Linked DNA regions of Homo sapiens: region 2 is linked to region 1. Evidence: chromatin contacts called from ENCODE Hi-C or POLR2A ChIA-PET data. All regions are on one chromosome and are shown on one strand. The core of a region is the stretch at or near the end of the contact, and the rest is flanking DNA. Distances in the headings are between cores, read along the strand shown.

Region 1 (4,134 bases), core at 35-2,534:
GCCGACAAAGCTCTGATGAGGATCTGGGGTTCCTGATGCCTTGTAAACAATAGTGATGTTATCAGTAACAGCAGTGGCTGTCATTTATTGAGTGTCACTGTGCATCCGACCCTTTCTGAACTGTTTCTTTGAAGGCTGCCAACTACCCCAGGAGTGAGGGAATTAATATTGCTCCCATTTTACAGATGGGCAAACTAAGATTCCGAAAGTTGAAGTGACTTGCCCAGGGTCCCATGGTTAGCAAGTGCAGGAGGCAGAGTTTGAATGGTAGCTCCTTCTAGTTGTCCAGGCAGATTTTATGCACATGCTTCTGAACTTTCCAACCATCCACAACCAGCGGGGGAACGCAGGGGGTTCATGGAAGGTGGGGTCCTCACCCCTGCCTCCCTGCAACCTCTTCTCTTCCACAGGGCAAAGTCGGAGACAAAGGATCCATTGGGTTTCCCGGGCCCCCTGGACCCGAGGTATGTGATGCCCCATTTCTCCGTGTCTGGCTGCTGCTGGGACTCGGTCTTGTCCTTGGGAAACTGAGGCCCAGGGATGGGGAAAGACTTGCTTTAGGTCACACAGGATATGAGAGATGAGGCTGAGAGGAGAAACTCCTAGATCAGCAATCATTTATTTTCCCCTTCTGCTCTTCTGCTCTTACTCAGGGGCTCTCAAAAGTCAACAGGGCCAAAAGGTGGCCTCAGAGTCCTCTGCCAACTTTGTGGCCACCGCAGCTTTGTGATTCATGAAAGCCCTCTGTGCGCCACTGTCTGGTCCCTCACAGGAGCTTCCCACATTCTCCACTCAGAGTTCCCTCTCCAAGCCCTGGAACTTTCCTAGCCACCCACAGCCACTCTGGAACGGTTCAGGGCTCAGAGCTTCCGGGTATGGGGAGCAAGAGGTAAATGCAAAATTCGGGCTTTTGAATGAAGAATGAGAAATAAGGATAGATTTAGCAATTAATATAATAACTCTAGTTGAGTCAGGAGAGAGCCTCAGGGTTTCTGATGTGTGTGATCATTGGCATAGGTAGGCTACACCTGAATGATCAACTCGGAATTCACATGTAATGTTGCGAAGCAAGCTGGCTGGGTTCTTTTTGACGCCCCCGTCTTTAACAGGGGTCTCGTGTCTAGAGAGCTGGGCTGAGCAGGAGCCAGGGCTGCCGTCCCTCTCAGGATCATTGGCACCCAGGCCAACCTCAGTTGGAGCCCCCCACCCACAACTCCCTAGCCTCCAGGTCTTGCTCACCCATGAGGTCTCTGCATCCAAGACAAAAGTGTGGCTCTGTGGATAGGCCGGACCCTGCCAAAGATCACTTCTGCTATCACTCGGATGGATGAGGAAATGTTTCCTAAAAGCTACAAGTTCTGACTTTCCACTCTGTTGACTTTGGCCATGACACAGTCCTATCTTTAGACAAATGGACTTGGCCTCTCCTCCATGGCCCCAATTCCCTCCTCTGGTCGCTGGAAAAAGGCTTTTCTGAGAGTCCAGCTTTCCCAGCATTCTGGCCCGTGAGGGTGGAAGGCATGCTCCCTCACATTTATTAGGCACCTCCTGGTGCCAGGAGGCTGTGCAGTGTCCTCGAGATGAGAACTTGCTGAATCGCCACGACAGCCGCATGAGGGGGATATTACCACCACCAGTTTACAGTTGAAGAAACTGAGTCACAGAGCAGGAAAGTGGCTTCCTCAGGGTTGCTCTGCTATGTAGGAACAAATAAGGTCTGCTTTGGCCCTTTCCTGGGTCCCTGGACAATTTAGCCATCAGCCTCTCCCGTCTTTGTGCTCTGTTTTGATTGGCTGACTCTGTAGCCGAGAGATAGCTCTGCTCAGCTGAAGGGGGAAGCTGATAAGCGCGGAAGCTGATAAGCGCGTCAGCACCCTGCCTGCTTCTTTCCCTGAGACCATGGGAGGGAGCTCCAGCTCTCCAGCACCCGGGTGAATTATCTCTCACTCATCAGTGGGTTATATGCAAGTGAGCATCAGGATTTGCTCAGCATCCCGACTGCTAAGTTCTCACTTAGAGATGGGCCCACCCCAGGCAGACTTCTTTTCCCAGAGTACAGGACCCAAAATCATTTTGGATGCAGATTTTTACTGAGCACTTGCAACTTTGCTGGTTCCATTTAAACTTAAGACTAGCCCTGTAAGGGAGGTGTTACGAGCACCATTTTACAGATGAGGAAGCTGAGGCCCAGAGAGGCTAAGGAACTTGCCCAGGGTCACACAGGAGGAGGGCAGGGCTCTGGGAACTGCGTAACAGGTCTCCAAATTGTGCAAAGACCACTGTGGGGAGAGGGAGTCCCTGTGCTCTGTGGGGCCCTAAGGAGGAGCACGAGGATATTGCAGGGAAGGGAGGTGATTCCGCTCCATGTGGGAAGAACCTTCTATTGTACAGTCATCCCAGGGGAATGGCCCTCACTGGGAAGCAGGGAGCCCCCATGGGTGGAGTGGGGCAGAGTCCAACACATGTGGCCAAGATGTAGGAAGGACTTAAGCTTACGATGACTGGAGCTGAGGTTAATTAAATCAGTGCTTTTCAATGCTTTCAAAGTCACAGCAAACCCAGAAAATCATCCTCTTTGCAGGATTACTGCAGTCAAAAGACAAGACTTCTCAGGGCAAGGCGTGGCTGGCTCTGGGGAGCAATGTCCCCAGACACCCATAATTCTGACCCAGTAGCAGCACCGGATTTGAGAAATAACGACCTTGAGTGTGACCTTCCATGTTACAACCTTAATGCTTTCCTGCACCGTCCGGTGTATTGTCTCAGCAACTCTCTGAGGTGTCAGGGCTGGAACCATGCACCCTGTTTTAGAACTGAGGACTGTGGGATCAAGGTGGTTAACTGACCTGCCTGGGGTCCCATCCCAGCAGGATGAGATGGAAACCCGGTCAGTCTCCCTGCAAGACGCATCCCCGTAGCACTCCCTTCACAGCCCCCGTGGGTGACCCTGCTCTCTGCTTCCCCTCAGGGATTCCCAGGAGACATCGGCCCCCCTGGCGACAATGGCCCAGAAGGCATGAAGGTGAGTACCTGCCCAGGGCAGCTCCAGTTGGAGGAGCAGACAGCTCTGCAGAAACCACAGGGGCTGGCTGCCTGGCTTGGAAGCAGGGGTTGCCTTGCCAGCCTGCGATGGAGATGGAGGTACCGCCTCTGAGACTCCCTTTTTGTTCCCTTCTCCCCAGGGTAAGCCTGGAGCCCGAGGCCTGCCGGGACCCCGTGGGCAGCTGGGGCCCGAGGTGAGACTGTCTGGCCCCCTCCACTGCCCATCCTGGCCTGATTGCAGCCCCCAGCCTGCCCTGTCCTGGGTACTGAAGGCCTTAGCTTGGGCTGGAGCCCCCTCAGCCAGGACACCACCCAGGGCTTCCCCAGACTTACCCACCAGCTCATCCTATACAGCCCTGCCCCGTGCCCCTTCCAGGGACCTTCTCTGCCCTGCTGTCACCTGGCAGGGTGGCTTCCCCGCACCCTCCCTCCTCTGCACCCTCGTCACCCTGGGGTTTTCTTTCCCAGAGCTACTGACAATGCCGTGCTCGTGGTAGCAGTTTATCAGGGCATTAATGAGGGAGTAGGAAGTGTCAGCCCCATTTTACAGATGAGGCCACTGAGGCCCAGAGAGGAAAAGAGACTCAGTCAGGTCTTATGGTTAGTAGCAGGCAGGGCTGCAATGGGAACCCAGGTCTGCTTGAGCCCAAAGCCCATGACATACGTCCTATGCTGTCAACTCTGTGCTTCCTGGGAGTGGCCTTGCTGTCAACTCTGTGCTTCCTGGGAGTGGCCTAGGGGCACCTCCAGAATATTACAATGACTTGCACAATTAGTTAGTGGCAGAGCATCGATTTGCTTATTTATGTGCGCTGGATGAAGTGGGTTGGGAGGGGTCTCTATGGGGCTGTTGGAGCACCAGGTGGGCACTTAATGGGTGGGCCCCTGATTTTGCCCTGTGCACGAGGCCATTCTTAGCCTTCCCATGCCCCACCTACCTTAGCTCAGGCGCCAGGCCCCCGTGACACACAGCCCTGGGCTGAGGGTGCGGGAAGCCCAGATTCACCGCGACCGCAGGCGGGCATCCAGCTGACATGGATCCCTTCTCGGGCTGGCTCTGGGTCTGGCGGGGTCCCAGCACTGGCTCTGGGA
Region 2 (6,269 bases), core at 3,039-5,538, 130 kb before region 1:
GAGATCATCAGCTCCTGTCACAAAGCTGCTCTCAAATGCACCCAGAAACAGGGTGACATTCTTCTCGCTTGGGCCAAGCTGGCCTCTCAGACCAAACTGTCCGATGCAAATCTAGAATCCCCAGAGGGTGGAGGCCAGGCTCTACTAGGCCCAGGTGAGCCCCCGTGTCGCTGCTCTCTGCTCTTTCCAGCACCCCAGCAGCACATTACACAGGAGGGCTTATGGCCATTTTTCAGCTAGAGACTGAAGTCTTGGTGGGAAGAGGCAGAGCCCAGTCTGGGGCTCACCCTGCAAGGCAGCGTGGCACAGTACTGAGGTGGAGCGGAGATGAGAAAGAAGGTCTGTGAGGAAGGAGGTTCTTCTTATATCACATGACAATCATCTATCATTGCTCCACTTGTACCCCACGCAGAGGAAAAGCCAGATGGGTCCAGGGCCTGTTGTGAAATTTTTGCCAACAGAGCTTGCTGTCCATCTATAATTAAAACATGAGTGGAGGCCATAGGACTCATTACATTTCCCAAAATTCTCCATGCAGAGATCATTGAATTCACTTCTGTCTGGCTCACTACTGCATTTTACAGATGGGAAAACGAAAGGAGGCCAGTACAGGCTGGGGCAGCAGTTGCATTCGTGGGAGAGCCGAGACTCTAGGGAGAGATGGAGAGCCATAGAAACCCATTGGTGCCCCTGGGCCACCACTCTTTCCTCTAACTGCCTGCCCCCGCCACCCCCACCCCAGAGGATACTAAAGTCAGGCTTTCCACTAGACGAGGAGCTTTTTTTTTTTTTTCCTTTCTTTCTTTCTTTTTCTTGAGACAAAGTCTCACTCTATTGCCTAGGCTAGAGTGCAATGGCGTGATTTTGGCTCACTACAACCTCCGCCTCTTGGGTTCAAGTGATTCTTCTGCCTCAGCCTCCCAAGTAGCTGGGATTACAGGCATCCACCACCATGCCCGGCTAATTTTTTGTACTTTTAGTAGAAACAGTGTTTCATCATGTTGGTCAGGCTGGTCTTGAACTCCTGACCTCAGGTAATCCACTCGCCTCAGCCTCTTAAAGTGCTGGGATTACAGGCATGAGCCAATGAGCTTTTTGAGCGTGAGGATCACATCCCAATGCCCAGAACAGGGCCTGATGCAGAGCCGCATCCTCTAAATGTCTGTTTGGTGATGGGATGATGGTCCAACAAGAGGAAATGAAACATCCTAAAGCCTGGTTTTGTCTTTTAGTAAAGACAAGCCTCTATGGATGGTTGGGAAATCAAAAGACTCCAGGGTTGTTGAAACTCCCTGTCATTTCCAGGATCTAGCTCTTCTTCTAGGAATATACATAGCTTTCCCCTGAGTCAATGTCTGCCTACCATTCGCCCGGGAATGACTTACCTATGAACTGGATATTTTCCTCTAAAAATGGTAAGTCACTATGTAAAAATGTCAAGGGCCATTAAAGTCCATCTCTTGCACAATGATGCCTTCATGTATCTGGAACCTTCTGGGTCAGAGGATGGGAATTAATATTTATTGAACAATGGGCACTTCTTTACTTCATTTTAACTAATAGTCAAAGTCTGGGCCTGACACCATGATTGTCCTCATTTTACAGATGAGGAAACGGGCTCAGAGATGTTCAGTAACTTGCCCTAAGTCCAGAACCACTTTGGGCAGGTAGGCAAGTGGCAGAGCGGGGATCTTTCTCTTGCCAGTCCCTAGCTTCCATCCTCTCCTTTCTGCAGCCTGCTTCCTTGATCTGTTTTGCAAAGCTGAACTTCTTGGATAACTGAAGTTGAACTTTTAAATAGACAACTTGCCTTAGTTTAACCATCTCTGTTGAAACATGTTTCCATACCATCTTGCACACTGCCCTGCCTTCTTCACTGGGAGACCCTGAGTGATGCTTTAAGCCAGTGGATCTCTACCCTGGTGTCAGAATCACCTGGATACCCTAGCCCCAGCCACAGAGAGTCTCATTAATTGAGGTGGGGTAGGGGCATGTGCATTTTTTAACCACTCCAGGTGATTCCCTTCTTTCTTTCTTTCTTTCCTTTCTTTCTTTCTTTCTTTCCTTCTTTCTTTCTTTCCTTCCTTCTTCCTTCCTTTTTCTTTCTTTCTGTCTCTTTCTTTTTCTTTCTCTCTCTCTCTCTTTCTTTCTTTCTTTCTCTCTCTCTCTCTCTTTCTTGCTTTCTTTTTTGACAGAGTCTTGCCCTGTTGCCCAGGCTGGAGTGCAGTTACACAATTGCGGCTCACTGCAACCTCCACCTCCCAGGTTCAAGCGATTCTTCTGCCTCAGCCTCCTGAGTAGCCGGAACCACAGGTGCGTGCCACCACGCCCAGCTAATTTTTGTAGTTTTTAGTAGAGACGGGGTTTCGCCATGTTGTCCAGGCTGATCTTGAACTCCTGACCTCATGATCCACCCGCCTCGGCCTCCCAAAGTGCTGGGATTACAGGTGTGAGCCACCACAGCCAGCTTCTTTCTTTCTTTCTTTCTTTCTTTCTTTCTTTCTTTCTTTCTTTCGTCTCTCTGTCTCTCTTTCTTTCTTTTTTGTTTCCTTTCTCTCTTTCTCTCTCCCTTTCTTTCTTTTTGACAGAGTCTCACTCTGTTGCCCAGGCTAGAGTGCAATGGCACAATCTTGGCTCACTGCAACCTCTGCCTCTTGGGTTCAAGTGATTCTCCTGCCTCAGCCTCCCAAGTAGCTGGGATTACAGGCATGCATCACCATGCCCGGCTAAATTTTTGTATTTTTAGTAGGGATAGGGTTTCATCATGTTGGTCAGGCTGGTCTTGAACTCCTGACCTCAGGTGATCCACTGGCCTCAGCCTCTTAAAGTGCTGGGATTACAGGTGAGAGCCAATGAGCTTTTTGAGTGTGAGGATCACATCCCAATGCCCAGAACACTGTGCTAGGATTACAGGTGTGAGCCGCCACGCCCAGCCCACTCCAGGTGACTCTAATGCACAGCCAGGATTGACAACCTTGGCTTTTCGCTTTTCTTGATGTCCAAAGTCATTAACCCAGCATATGTATTGGGATAGCTTCTGATAGAGTAATTTCCTGGGTCCTGTGGGCATTTTTTTTTTTTTTTGAGATAGGGTCTCGGTCTTATGCCCAGGCTAAAGTGCAGTGGTGCAATCATGGCGTACTACAGCCTCAACCTCCTGGGCTCAAGTGATTCTCCCACCTCAGCCTCCCAAGTATCTGGGACTACAGGCGTGTGCCACCATGCCCAGCTAATTTTTGTATTTTTTGTAGAAACAGGGTTTTGCTGTCTTGCCCAGGCCAGTCTGCAACTCCTGGGCTCAAGTGATCCACCCACCTTGGCCCCCCAAAGTACTGGGATTACAGGCATGAGCCACTGTTCTGGCCCCTGTGGTTATTTTGAGGATTGTGTGTGTGTCCTTCCAGTTTGTCCACCCTTCTCTTGGGACCAAACTTCCTGATGAGCCATTTCACTGAGGTTCCTGGAATCCCTCTTTTCATTGCTAGCTTGGAATTCACCGAGAAAACATGAGCCAAATAGAGTGAGCTGCCTACAAGCCCTGCCTGAGGGGCCCTTGGGATCCTTTAAGAGTTTTCCAGACCTTTTCTCTCTCCTAGGTTTTTCCACCCAGATGCTGATGACCCACTGTGTTGTTTGGTTGTGAATACAGATGCATCCTCTTCCAAGAAGCCCTGCTGGATTGGGGCTGGGAGCCCTCCTCTGAGGACCAGCAGCCTCCTGCACCAACCAGCCCTATGACCTTACCCATTTGGTGGTGGGGAGAAGGTGTCCACATCTGTCTGCCTCATAGAACTCTAAGCTCTCTGAAGGCAGGGGCAAGATAATCTGATAAACCGAATAGGTTTTCTGGGCATGTCTGTGAAACTGAACAACAACAGCAGCAGCTGGAACTGAATTTTCCTGGGAGCCCAGGATAGGAACTAGACTCCTGACCAGAAAGCAAGGGATGGAGAGTCCAGGAGAGCTTCCTGGAAGAGGTGGCATTGGGACAGGCTTGAAAAGATGGGCAGGAATTGGGACAGGCAGAGGAGAAGAAGGGAAGCATTTCAGGCAAAAGGGAACAGCAGAGGTGAGACAAGTGGAAGGGTGAACTATAGTTTAGTGGGGTGGAAGGCTGGGAAGAATGGGGGGATCATACTCCAAGCCTTCAGAGGACAGAATCCCAGGGTACAGTCCTGGCTAAAAACTGATTTCTACTCCGTCTTCTGGATGAGCAGAACGTGGGGATGCTCCCTCCTTCAGGCTTTTCCTGGGAAGCCCCACCCGCCTTATCTGCATGGAGGACACCAAGTTCCCAGGGCTGGATGAGTGCCAGCCCCGGCTGCTGACTTGCCGCTCTGGCAGCTAAGGAGCTGGAACGTGGAGCTGGGACTTCCACATAAGTCCAGCATCCAAGTCCTCAAAGTTGGTCCCTCCGGAGCAGCGGGAAGCACGTCTCCCAAGCTGGAGTCACTATTCCTTGCTCTGTTGCCCAAGAGAACCCTGCAACATGCACCCAGAGCCTCAGTGTTGTCATAGGTACATGAGGAGGAGTGTGGGCTAGAGGCATCAAAAGCCCTGCCTGCTCCAGGGACCTGGGATTTCTGAGAGCAAATGCTGCCTCTGCCTCCCTGGGGGGAGACACAGCCACCCCCTCCCCCAACACCAGATGAGACTCTCATCAATCCCAAGACCGAGTCCTATCCGGCTTAGGTGGATTGATTAGCACCACTTTCTAGGGCTTTGTACCCTTCATTTCTTCTTGCCAGCTCCATCTACCTAGACCCCTCTCTTTTCCAGTTCTCAGAAACTGGACCCTCTCTTTTCTCCCCAGAATTAAAGGGGTGCTGGATTCTCTTAGTCTTGCCTCCCTCCCTTGGCACATATGCCCACTTTGGTACTACTACTACTATGACCTCTACTAGTATTGCTGCCACTGTCTTCTCGTAGTCCTTCTAGTCCTTTACTACGACCCTGCCAATGCTTCTACTATTACTGCTGGCACTTCTTACTATGACCACCACAACCAGTACTTCTACTACTATTGCTTCTACTGCCTCTACTGCATCCCCCGACAAATCTCATCTTGAATTGTAATCCCCATGTGTCAAGAGAGGGACCTGGTGGGAGCTGATTGGATAATAGGGGCAGTTCCCCCCACACTCTTCTCCTGATAGTGAGTGAGTTCTCATGAGATTTGATGGTTTTAAAGTGTGGCACTTCCCCTTTGCTCACTCTCCCTCTCTCCTGCCATCTTGTGAAGGTGGTGCTTGCTTCCCTTTCGCCTTCCACATGATTATAAGTATCCGGAGTCCTCCCCAGACATGAGGAACTGTGAGTCAATTAAACCTCTTTTGTTTATAAATTACCCAGTCCCAGGTAGTCTCTTTATAGCAGTATGAAAATGGTCTAAAACATAGTACTTCTTACTCTATTACCACCAGTATTTCTACTGCAGTACTGCCACCAGGATTGCTTCTCTTGTTATTTATACTACTACCACTTTGCTACTACCGTAATGATGACTACATACTATTTGCAGCTACTGCTAATAGCAGCAAACGTTATGAATCACACACAATGGGCCAAAGACTGAGCTAAGCACCCTGTGTCAATTGATACAATTTAAACCATGGCAACAGACATCTGTGGTGTAATATTATTGACAAAAAGAGTCAAACTCTGTAAAATGTTTATTTTATTATTAAAAATTATTATGAAATTGAAAATTATTATTAAAAAGAGATTTATTCTGAGCCAAATAAGAGTGACCATGGCCCATGACACAGCCCTCACTCAGGAGGCCCTGAGAACACGGGCCCAAGGTGGTTGAGTGCAGCTTAGTATTATACATTTTAGGGAGACATGAGACATCAATCAAATACATTTAAGATATACATTGGTTCAGTCTAGAAAGGCGGGACAACTTGAAGCAGAGTGCATGTGGGGGCTCCCAGGTTTATAGGTAGAATAAAAAAATTTCTGATTGGTAATTGGTTAAAAGAGTTATTATCAATAGAAAGGAATGTCTGAGTTATGATAAAAGGTTGTGAAGACCAAAGTTTTATCATGCAGATGAAGCCTCCAGGCAGCAGGCTTCAGAAAGAATACATTGTAAGTGTTCCTTATCAGACTTCAGGTCTGCGTTGATGTTAAATAGGGGTCAGCTTTTCCTGAATCCCAAAAGGGAGGAGGGCTACTGAGGCATGTCTGACCTCTGCTTCCCATTATGGCCTGAACCAGTCTTTCAGGTGAACTTTGGAGTGCCTTGACCCAGAGGAGGGAGTCCA

What was found. A loop is a pair of places that touch in the nucleus more often than their neighbours do. ChIA-PET counts read pairs that join two places held with the same protein, here RNA polymerase II (POLR2A). Pooled maps may share reads with other maps.
Region 2: a pooled map shows a loop between it and region 1 (5-fold over the local background). The contact joins two enhancer-like sites. A Hi-C loop is called at or near these places in 1 of 168 maps with a recorded cell type or tissue (HepG2) and 5 of 50 pooled maps. POLR2A ChIA-PET finds 5 or more read pairs at or near these places in 2 of 52 experiments (WTC11 and activated T-cell).

Annotation. Positions count from the first base shown.
Region 1 is chr9:114,237,252-114,241,385 of GRCh38, forward strand. It overlaps COL27A1 (collagen type XXVII alpha 1 chain), which reads left to right. Exons shown (of 61, transcript NM_032888.4): 19 at 411-464; 20 at 2,969-3,022; 21 at 3,183-3,236. Among named protein-coding and RNA genes, the nearest start is that of MIR455, 30 kb to the left of the region's middle. Within about 2 kb of position 1,285, at least 6 of the 41 ENCODE cell types and tissues checked have a DNase peak (open chromatin) inside an H3K27ac peak, as active enhancers do.
Region 2 is chr9:114,109,028-114,115,296 of GRCh38, forward strand. No RefSeq gene overlaps it. Among named protein-coding and RNA genes, the nearest start is that of KIF12, 13 kb to the left of the region's middle. RefSeq lists enhancers at 3,881-4,381, 4,382-4,882. Within about 2 kb of position 4,289, at least 2 of the 41 ENCODE cell types and tissues checked have a DNase peak (open chromatin) inside an H3K27ac peak, as active enhancers do.